2 separate regions of the Homo sapiens genome follow, and region 1 is linked to region 2. Evidence: read pairs that join two places in POLR2A ChIA-PET (ENCODE). Cell type or tissue: A673. All regions are shown on one strand. Each heading gives the region's core, and the rest is flanking DNA. Links, peaks and the distances in the headings are about the cores only. Region 1 holds the start of KHDC3L (KH domain containing 3 like, subcortical maternal complex member). Region 2 overlaps KCNQ5 (potassium voltage-gated channel subfamily Q member 5).

Evidence for each region. ChIA-PET counts read pairs that join two places held together with the same protein. Peaks named below come from ENCODE experiments on the same cell type or tissue, not always from the same donor. Only the 100,000 strongest peaks of a DNase experiment are listed, where the experiment ranks them.
Region 1: POLR2A ChIA-PET joins it to region 2 with 8 read pairs; 3 of 35 experiments call an interaction of 5 or more read pairs at or near these places.

The regions. Positions count from the first base shown.
Region 1 is chr6:73,358,733-73,364,104 of GRCh38, forward strand. KHDC3L (KH domain containing 3 like, subcortical maternal complex member) reads left to right here and starts at 3,926. Exons shown (of 3, transcript NM_001017361.3): 1 at 3,926-4,166; 2 at 4,363-4,542; 3 at 4,824-5,372. The coding sequence starts at 3,998. The coding sequence ends at 5,128. In A673, for the core only: no CTCF peak of the experiment used is centred there; no DNase peak of the experiment used is centred there.
Region 2 is chr6:72,670,224-72,675,600 of GRCh38, forward strand. The region is part of intron 1 of KCNQ5 (potassium voltage-gated channel subfamily Q member 5); the gene reads left to right. The region is part of intron 2 of KCNQ5-IT1 (KCNQ5 intronic transcript 1); the gene reads left to right. Among named protein-coding and RNA genes, the nearest start is that of KCNQ5-IT1, 42 kb to the left of the region's middle. In A673, for the core only: no CTCF peak of the experiment used is centred there; a DNase peak (open chromatin) is centred at 2,828.

The sequences.
Region 1 (5,372 bases), core at 1-5,000, 690 kb after region 2:
TGACTCAGCAATTCTACATTTGAAATTTCATCCTATAGTTATACTCCCCCTTGTAAGAAATGACATGTAGAAGGATACTGATTTCAATAGCATTACTAGCACAAGTAAAAGATACCATACAAGGTAAATATTCACGAAGATTGGGAAAAAATACATATTAAAGAAATAAGGCTGGGTTCCGTGGCTCATGCCTGTAATCCCAACACTTTGGGAGGCTAAGGTGGGAGAATCGCTTGAGCCCAGGAGTTCGAGACCATCCTGGGCATATAGTGGCCATGTTGCAGGCACTGAGACATGATGAAACCCCATCTCTATTAAAAATACAAAAATTAGCTGGGCTTGGTGGCGGATGCCTGTAATCCCAGCTACTCGGGAGGCTGAGGCATGAGAATCGCTTGAACCCAGGAGGTGGAGGTTGCAGTGAGCCGATATTGCACCACTGCACTCCGGCCTGTTGACACAGCGAGACTCCATCTCAAAAAAAAAAAGACAAAAACAAAAACAAAAAAAGACCAGCCTGTCCTAAAAAAAAAAATTAAAACAAATTAGTTGTGATGGCACATGCCCGTGATCTTAGCTACTTAGGAAGCTGAGGTGGGAAGATCACTTGAACCCAGAAGTTGGAGGCTGCTGTGAACTATGATGGGTCACTGCACGCTAGCCTGGGTGACGGAGTGAGATGCTGTCTCATCAAAAATAAATAAATAAATAAATCCATTATCAATATCTAGAAAAACAAAACTTTGTCAAGAAAAGAAATCATAGTATATACAACTATGAATAGTTTACAAAGTCGTAATAGTGCGAACACTGAATATTGATCTAACAAAATCATATCTCTGTTTTAAGATGATCTAGGTCTGATGCACATAGTTAAGTCCCAGCTTACCTGGGTTGGAAGAGGGTGAAAGATAGTGGTAGATATATAAATCCTAGCCTCCCAAAGTACTAGGATTACAGGCTTGAGCCACCGTGCCCCGTCGTTTTTTGTTTTTTTTTTTTTTGTTTGTGTGTGTGTGTTTTCTTTTTTCTTTTTCTTTTTCTTTTTTTGTTGAGAGGGAGTCTCGCACCGTCGCCCAGGATGGAGTGCAATGGCGCAGTCTGGGCACATCGCAACCTCCGCCTCCCAGGTTCAAGCGATTCTCCTGCCTCAGCCTGTCGAGTACCTGGGATTACAGGCGCCAGCCACCACGGCCAGCTAATTTTTGTGTTGTTAGTAGAAAGGGATTTCGCCATGTTAGTCAGGCTGCTCTCAAACTCCTGACCTCGTGATCCGCCTACCTCGGCCTCCCAAAGTGCTGGGATTATAGGTGTGAGCCACTGTGCCCGGACTTCTACGTCGTTTTTTGACATTTTTTATTTCTTTTTTTTTTTTTTCCGAGACAGAGTCTTGCTCTGTCCTCCAGGCTGGAGTGCAATGGCACGATCTTGGCTCACTGCAACCTCTGCCTCCCGGGTTCAAGCAATTCTCCTGCCTCAGTCTCCCGAGTAGCTGGGATTACAGGCCCCTGCCACCACATCTCGCTAATTTTTGTATTTTTAGTAGAGATGGGGTTTCACCATGTTGGCCAGGCTGGTCTTGAACTCCTAACCTCAGGTGATACGCCCGCCTTGGCCTCCCAAATTGCTGGGATTACATGTGTAAGCCACCACGCCCGGCCTGTTTTTTGACTTTTTTTTTTTTTTTTGAGACGGAGTCTCACTCTGTCACCCAGGCTGGCGAGCAGTGGCTCAATCTCAGCTCACTGCAACCTCCACCCTCTAAGTTCAAGCAATTCTCCCGCCTCAGTCTCCCAAGTAGCTGGGATTACAGGCACCTGCCACTGCGCCCGGCTAATTTTTGTATTTTTAGTACAGATGGGGTTTCACCATGTTGGCCAGGCTGGTCTTTAACTCCTGACCTTGTGATCCACCCGTCTCAGCCTCCCAAAGTGCTGGGATTACAGGCATGAGCCACCATGCCCGCCCTGTTTTTTGAGTTTTTAATAAAAGTCATTGTGACTGGTGTATGATGGTATATCGGTGTGATTTTAATTTGCATTCCTCTTCTGATTAGTGATGCGGAGCATTTTTTCATGTGTTTGTAGGCTGCCTGTATTTCTTCTTTTGAGAAATATCTCTTCATGCTCCTTGCCCAGTTTTGTTTGTTTGTTTTGTGGAGACAGTCTCGCTCTATCCAGCAGGCTGCAGTTCAGTAGCCTGATATCGGCTCATTGCAACCTCCGCCTCAGGAGTTCAAGCGATTCTCATGCCTCAGCTTCCTGAGTAGCTGGGATTACAGGTGCCCGTCACCATGCCCGGCTAATTTTTGTATTTTTAATAGAGACAGGATTTCGCCATGTTGGCCAGGCTGGTCTAGAACTCCTGGCGTGAGCCACTGTGCCCGGCTTTGCCCCATTTTTAATGGTTTTTTTTTTTCTTGTTGTTTTGCAAAGTACTTTAATCATCTCAATTAGCAAGTAAGAATTTCCCAACTACTAAATCATTCCTACATATGAAATATATTCAGCCGGTTGGGCATGGTCTGAATATATACATTCGGCCTATTAATGTGGCAAACCTGAAGTTCTCTTCAGTGTTTCAATACTGAATAAAAATAAATTATAAATTATAATTTGTCTTATAGCAACACATCTAAAACAGTTATTATTATTATTATTTTTGAGACAGGGTCTCACTCTGTCACCCAGGGGGGAGTGCAGAGGCACCATCACTGCTTACTGTAGACTCAGCCTCTCTGGGATCAAGGGATTGTCCCACCTCAGCCTTCCGAGTAGCTGGGACTACAGGTGCGTGCCACCTAGTCCAGCTAATTTTTGTATTTTTTGTAGGGATAGGGTTTTATCATTTTGCCCAGGCCAGAAGGATTGCTTGAGACCAGCTTGGGCAACATAACGAACCCTTGTCAGAAAGGGAAGGGGAAAAGAAAGGAAAGGAAAAGGGAAAGGAAAAAAGAAAGGAAGGAAGAAAGAGACAAATATAATTGTGTTATTTAGAGAACAGAGGCATCACTGGGCATGGTGTCGGGAGCTTGTAGTCCCAGCTACTGGGGGAGCTGAGGAGGGAGGATCTCTTGAGCCCAGGAGATGGAGGCTGCAGTGAGCTATAATCACACCACCGCCCCCTAGCCTGGGTGACACAGAGAGACCCTGCAGCAAATTTTAAAAATTAAAAATAAAAAAGAGAATAGAGATGTCAAAAATTTTCAAGGAATCTCATCTTGTGTCCAAACCACGAGAACTATCTGTGGTTAGGTGTGTTCATGGCTGCATTAATTAAAAGCGTGCTATAGTCCCACTACTGGGGAGGCTAAAGAGGGAGGATTTTTTTGAGCCCTGGAGTTCGAAGCCAACCTGGGCAACATAGCCAGGCCCCATAACTTTTTTTCTATCCATTTTTTTTTTTTACTATGCAAATCTCACTACACAGACCCTATAACAGAAAAAAAAAAGAAAAAGAAAGAAAAAAGGCGGGCGCTTATTCTGCTCTGTACTCAGCAGTCTCAGGCAAGTGACAGAATAATCTGAAAACCTGGTCCAGAGGGAGGAAACGTAGTGGCCAGGGATCAGAAGCGCGTGAGGGACCTATGAAGTATTCATTCTGCAAGTATTAGTTCTTTCCTCTGGGAGAGATACTGGGCTTGCCCACGCCTTCCTGAGTCCATGGTTAAGACTCCCGCTGGGCACCAGCGGATTCCTGGTGCCCAGAGCCCGGTTCCTCCTACCGGGTGCGCTGGGAAAAGGGCTGCTCCTGACAGAAGGGACACTCTAAGAGCAGCCCAGGAACCGGTGCACTTGGGCGGCCTCGGAAGAAGCCGGGGCTCCTGGAGGCGGAGGCGAGGCCTGGGACCCAATAAGAAGGGCGCGGCTAGAGAGGAGGGGCTGGCCAAAAGCCCTTGAAATAAGGCCCAGGCAGAACCGCGGTTCTAGTCTCCCAGCTCCAGCTCGGCCTTTGGGTTTGCTGTGGTGTCCTTGTCTCCTGCAGGACCGGCCGCAGCATGGACGCTCCCAGGCGGTTTCCGACGCTCGTGCAACTGATGCAGCCAAAAGCAATGCCAGTGGAGGTGCTCGGTCACCTCCCTAAGCGGTTCTCCTGGTTCCACTCTGAGTTCCTGAAGAATCCGAAGGTAGTTCGCCTTGAGGTTTGGCTGGTGGAAAAGATCTTCGGTGAGTGGACCAAGAAGGGGCAGCCCCCATGCGGCTTCTTTCTGCCACCCATACCCACAGCCCACATATTCTGGCTGCGTTCCAGGGCGATCCTCACCAGTAGCCAATGCCCTCTGGCTGTCTCCTCCTTCCACCTTCCCCTCCCAAGACCCCCGGGAGCCACCGGTCCCTCACAGCCTCTCTGCTACCCGCGCAGGCCGGGGCGGAGAACGCATCCCGCACGTCCAGGGTATGTCCCAAATCTTGATTCACGTGAATCGATTGGACCCTAACGGCGAGGCTGAGATCTTGGTATTTGGGAGGCCTTCTTACCAGGAGGACACAATCAAGATGATCATGAACCTGGCTGACTATCACCGCCAGCTCCAGGCGAAAGGTACGGGGCTGGGAATAGGGCTACCTGGAGCAAACCCTGGCTCCGTAGGAGTGATCCTGGGGTTTCCTGGCTGCTGGGGCGGCAGTCTCGCCCTCCCAGTCGGCCTGCGGTTGGTGGGTGGGGGAGGGGGCGGTTCTCGCTGCCACGGATCCAGAAGGCCAAATTGAACCCTCGTTCTGGGATTTCTGGCTCCTACTCCCGCAGGCCGCTTGGGTGACTGTCCTTTTTTGGAGAGGATATAGAGACACAGCTGTGGCCTCTGCACACTGCTCTTCTTCCAGGCTCAGGAAAGGCCCTCGCCCAGGATGTCGCCACTCAGAAGGCCGAGACCCAGCGGTCTTCAATAGAAGTCCGGGAGGCCGGGACGCAGCGTTCGGTGGAGGTCCGGGAGGCCGGGACCCAGCGTTCGGTGGAAGTCCAGGAGGTCGGGACACAGGGTTCTCCGGTGGAGGTGCAGGAGGCCGGGACCCAGCAGTCTCTCCAGGCTGCCAACAAGTCGGGGACCCAGCGATCCCCCGAAGCTGCCAGCAAGGCAGTGACCCAGCGGTTTCGCGAGGATGCCCGGGACCCAGTTACTAGATTATGAAGGCATCTCAGGCCCTGGAGCCAGAGCCAGTCAGGGGTTAAAGTGAAAGCCCGTATTTCCGCCCAGAAGCTGGGGTTGGGGAGAGGATGTGGATTTTTTGTTTTACCCTTTCTGTTGCATGGTTGCAAACACAAACTTGAGTTCTAATAAAGAATTGCAAAGTGGAAGCCCGCCCCCCGCCTCCCCCCCGCCTCACTTAAGTCCAGGAAGCTGGGGTGGCGAGGAAGGATGATGTGGATTGTTT
Region 2 (5,377 bases), core at 72-5,071:
TTTAACGTCCATATTTTTGCTAACATTCAGTTTATAATTATGTATGTATTCACTAAGAAGATGAAAGCCTTCTCTCCAGCTCTCCTCTTTTCTTTGTGAGCTTTCACCAGTGTTGCCTTTAATGTTCATATTTCTACCTATGCTCTCTTAATGGCAATCTTAGCTTTTTCTAGCATGTACCTCCAGCTCTTGCAGCCTCTACCCATCACTGAGTTCCAAAACCACTTTAGAACTTTTAGGGTTTTTGTTTTTTTTGTTTTTAGGTACTTTTTTACAGCTTTACCCCACTTCTTAATCCCAAAATCTGTCATAATCAGTTCAGGCTGCCATAATAAAATGCCATAGTGGTATTAAACAACAGAATAAGTAACTTAAACGACATGAATTTATTTTCTCACAGTTCTGGATGCTAGAAGTCCCAGAGTGAGGTGCCAGCCAGTTCGGTTCTTGGCTTTCTTCCTGGCTGTAGACAGACACCTTCTTGCTGTGTGCTCCTGTGGTGGAGAGAGACAGTATGAGATCTCTCGTGTCTCTTCTTATAAGGACATGAATCTTATAGGATCAGAGCCCAACTCTTACATTCTTGTTTAACCTTACTTACCTCAATAGGTAAGGACATAAGACATAAACAAGGACATAAGAGTGGGGTTCTGATCCTATAGGTCAGATCCTGTAGACCCGGTAGGGTCTTCAAAGGCCCTATCTCTAAATAGTTATATTGGGGGTTGGATATTCAATATTCAAAACACTAGAGCACAATTCAGGCAAGTTCTTTGCCACCTTATAACAAGGATCACCTTTTCTCCAAGTTTTTATAACCTGCTGCTCATTTCCATCTGGGTCCTCATCCAAATGACCTTTAACGCCCGTATTTCTACCAACATTCAGTTCACGATTGTTTAGTATTCACTAAGAAGATGAAAGCGTTCTCTCAGGCCTTCTCCCTTTTCTTTTGGAGCTCTCAGATTTGAGGGATTTTGAGGGGATACAACATTAAGTTAATAAGAGTAGACAGCCTTTACTTTGGGAAAACTGAATGAGTCACTTGCTCAGGAGAAAGGAATAGGGATACTGATGAGTTTCATGGGGAGTCTACAGTGAGGGCTTATAGGGCTGTGTGGAAGGCGTAGATGTGTTTATTGTCAGAATAGCCAGAAGGATTTCTCATAGTTATGCTACTAGCATTTTGATAAAGTCTCAGTAATTGCAACTACTGAGGTTTTCATAAACTTTATTCCAAACCACATACCTTTGTGGTTTTTACTTGAGTCTTGTTTTCTAGAGAGACAAGATAATGACAATGAACACATTTTTATTCATCACTTTAAACTTGTGCTGCCTCTTGGGCTTAAATTTTCTAATATTATTTATTTAAGAAAAAGCACCAATTTTATACAGAATGTAATACTTTCATCTTTATACATGACAAAGTATTAGGATTATCAAAAATGTAACCATGACAACAGGCTTCCTTGCAACCTAGTTCATGATAGCAGAGTACATGGGCATGCAGATTCTTGGCAGGAAATATTTTTTGGTGGTATATGTATACACATAGATATACATAAATATACACATATATATCACCAGAAATTTTTTTTTTTCTTTTTTGAGATGGAGTCTCGCTCTGTCACCCAGGCTGGAGTGCAGTGGCACGATCTCGGCTCACTGCGAGCTCCACCTCCCAGGTTCACACCATTCTCCTGCCTCAGCCTCCCAAGTAGCCAGGACTACAGGCACCCGCCACCACGCCTGGCTAATTTTTTGTATTTTTAGTAGAGACAGGGTTTCACCGTGTTAGCCAGGATGGTCTCAATCTTCTGACCTCATGATCCGCCCGCCTCGGCCTCCCAAAGTGCTGGGATTACAGGCATGAGCCACGACGCCTGGCCTAATTTTTTTTTTTTTTTTGAGACAGAGTCTACTCTATCACCCTGGCTGGAGTGCAGTGACATGATCTCAGCTCATTGCAACCTCTGCCTCCCAAGTTCAAGGTATCCTCATGCCTCAGCCTCCCAAGTCCAGGACCACGCCTGGCTAATTTTTGTAATTTTTGTAGAGACGGAGTTTCGCCATGTTGGGCAGACTTGTCTCAAACTCCTGACCTCGAGTGATCCACGCATCTCTGCCTCCCAAAGTGATGGGATTACAGGGGTGAGCCACTGCGCCCAGCCTTCACCAGAAAATTTTATATGTATATAAACATAGAGTAAGCATTTTTTAATAGAAGAAAGTTAAAAAGACACACTAAGATCCACTAAGATTATTTCATAGACATAAGTAGACAGCCTAGTGTTTTTAAAAATAAAAGTATATAAGTTTTGGTGTCAGAAGTCCTAGTTTCCGATACAGTCTTTGGCACTTTCTGGCTATATATGCTTTGGAAAGTGACAACCTCCTGGGGCTTCAATTTCCTCATCTGAGGAAAATGGAAGCTTTATCCCCTGCCGTACCTACCTTACAAAATTGTCAGAATCAGAAGACGTCATGCCCAAGAAAGGACTTTGTAAAGTATTGATTTCACTCATTATTTCATTACTATAATAGTGGTAATTTTCTAATATTTATCACTTTCATTTCATAACTAAAGATGATAGGAAAAATCTAGAAGTATCAGAGTTAGCATAAAAAATGATAGGAATGATAAAAAGCACTTGTGAAAAGATTTGAGTGATTTGTAGTGATTATGCATGAGAAAGAGAAGGCTAGTAGGTAATCCAATAATTGTCTTAAAGCACTTGAAAACTACTCCAGTGAGCTAATACTGATGACCAGACTAGGAGAGTTCAGCATGAGTTATTTAGGCTAACTAAACCAAATAACTTTCCAGTAGTGAGGTTACTACAAAGTAGAATTGGCCTCTGGGGAGGCTGTGGAATCCCATTTGTGACAGCTGTCCCATTGCCTGGGGATAGCTAACCTCCAGTCTTGCCTGGAGTCAAGGACTGTTAACTCCATAGACTCAGGGCTCCCACCCCTTCAGCTTTGTGCTCTGTGCCTCCGTATGGATCTAGGGTGTTGGGTTAGTGGGCAAGGGAACTTCTTATTTTCCTGGTCATAATTGTTTACTTACAGAAGAAGAAGCAAGCAGTTGAAAGACACACCCTAAATATATAATGCATCAAGTGTATTTTCTTCCTTGAAATACACTTTACTTTTCCTTGGAAAGTAAAATGTCCAATTTTTATTTTAAAATATTGGAAACAATATTGTTTACTGAGTATAGTAAACAACAGAACATACTTCTTTCCAAGGTTATTTTCATTTAAAGTGATTGAGATGTGAAAGAAGACAAGAAAAAAGAGGTAGACTAGGAAGAGAGGGGCAAAGGGAAGGAGTCTGGAGTGTAGGGATTCAGACAGGCAAAGGCAGTGACCCATGGGGAGGAGTGGAGGAGGCGAAGAGGTAAGGCAAGGAAGGAGGACGTGGAGTGGGAATATTTTAGGTTTAGTAAAGGGTACACCCCACTCTTCCTTTGGACTGTGGAAATTGGCATTGTTATCCTTTATCCTCTGCTTTCAAAGAGTTAGTTAGCTGGTTAATCACTATGTTCACATCTTCAACTATCTGATACCTTTACTTTGGTCCATTACTTGAGAGGGTCACCAGATTGGACAATAGAAGTTATTTTCTATGCTTTGGTAGCAGTGACAAAGCCGTTTTATTCAGATTAAATTGAACCAAATGTTCTCAAACTAGAAGTTCTCCACTTCAACTGTATGGAGAGGATAACGTGAATCAACTTTTTTATTTCTAGAATTTCAACCAGTATTAGTATAATACGTTACTCTAAAAGCATTGCTTCATTATTTGTTATATTATAATAAAAAATTGTCTTATAAGCTACATTTCTAGCCTTAAAGACTTAAAAATTGAGACTGTACCGTGAATAGTAAGTGTCACTGTGGATCCTTTTTGGAAACAGGAGAAGAAAATATCTATCTGTATGTCTGCCTATCTGTCTATCTATCTGTCCATCATCCAATGTTTTGATTTTTTTTTTTGGAGAAATTATTTCCCATTTTTCCAAAGCCTTGGTAATACTTAGAGTTAAATTTCTTAACTAGATTAATTGCAGAATGGATTCAAGAGATGCTAAATGGAGATCCTTAAGAAAGTGGGCTATATATTGTGTACAGTGCACATTGCTCAGGTGACAGGTACAACAAAACCTCAGAAATCACCACTAAAGAACTTACTGTACCCCTAAAACTGTTGAAATAAAAATTTAAAATTAAAAAAATATTTTTAAGTTAAAAAAAAGAGACCGGGTATGGCGGCTCACACGTGTAATCCCAGCACTTTGGGAGGCCGAGGCAGGCAGATCACTTGAGCTCAGGGCTCGTGACCAGCCTGGCCAACGTGGTGAAACCCCGTCTCTACTAAAAATACAAAAATTAGCCAGTTGCTGTAGCATGTGCCTGTAGCCCCAGCCACTCGGGAGGCTGAGGCACGAGAATTGCTTGAACCTGGGAGGCAGAGGTTGCAGTGAGCTGAGATCGCGTCACTGCATTCCAGCCTGAGTGACAGGGTGAGATCCTGTCTCTAAATAAATAAATAAATAAATAAAGTTTAAAAACAAAGAAAGTGGGAGTAAGTGTGGCAAATTATCTTTGATCATCTAACTAAGGCTTTGCTATCAACTAATTTTGATCTTCCACTTCAGAGAATAGTTCTATTTTATTATTCAGTGAATAAGTATGTGTGTGGGCCTAACTGCATGGATGCTATAGATCTCTTACTTTAAGTAATGTAGTTATTACATAAAGACTGCTTTGTAGAAAGTTATTTGCTAAGTTGCACTTTAGATTTTTCATTACGTAAGGCACTGTAGTTCAGTCTTTAAAAAATTCAGTAGTTATTTTTTGCTTTGCTCAGGTCTTTTTGAGGCAAACAAAACCAACCAACCATAAAACAAACAAAAAAATTTTCTCTGGTTGTATTTCCCAAAAGACTTATATATTGGTACCTGGGGACCACTCAGTTTTCAAAACTGAGTATCCAAAGCTGTCTTGAGGACACATAAGGCTTAGTAGTCATGAACATATTTGTTATCAAGTTAATTATACTTTCTATCCAAGGGACTTCTAAGGAACTGCAAAATTGTCATCTATTGTAAAGGAAATTTTAATTCCCAGGGAAAATTAGAGAAAGAGGTTTAAATTGTTCTAATTTATCTTGGAATTGAAGTAATATTTAAATTAAAACATTGTGCTTCTGAATTCTATTGTGGAAAACCAGTCTTTGCCTAGGGCCCACTGATTTCAATTTTCAGTTCTGCCCCTGGTGTCTGCCCCTACTTTGTCTTGCAGTCTTGCATCTTACCAGACAAACAATCTGAGATTAACCATCAGTAGTTAAGATTGAGTGACTGGAC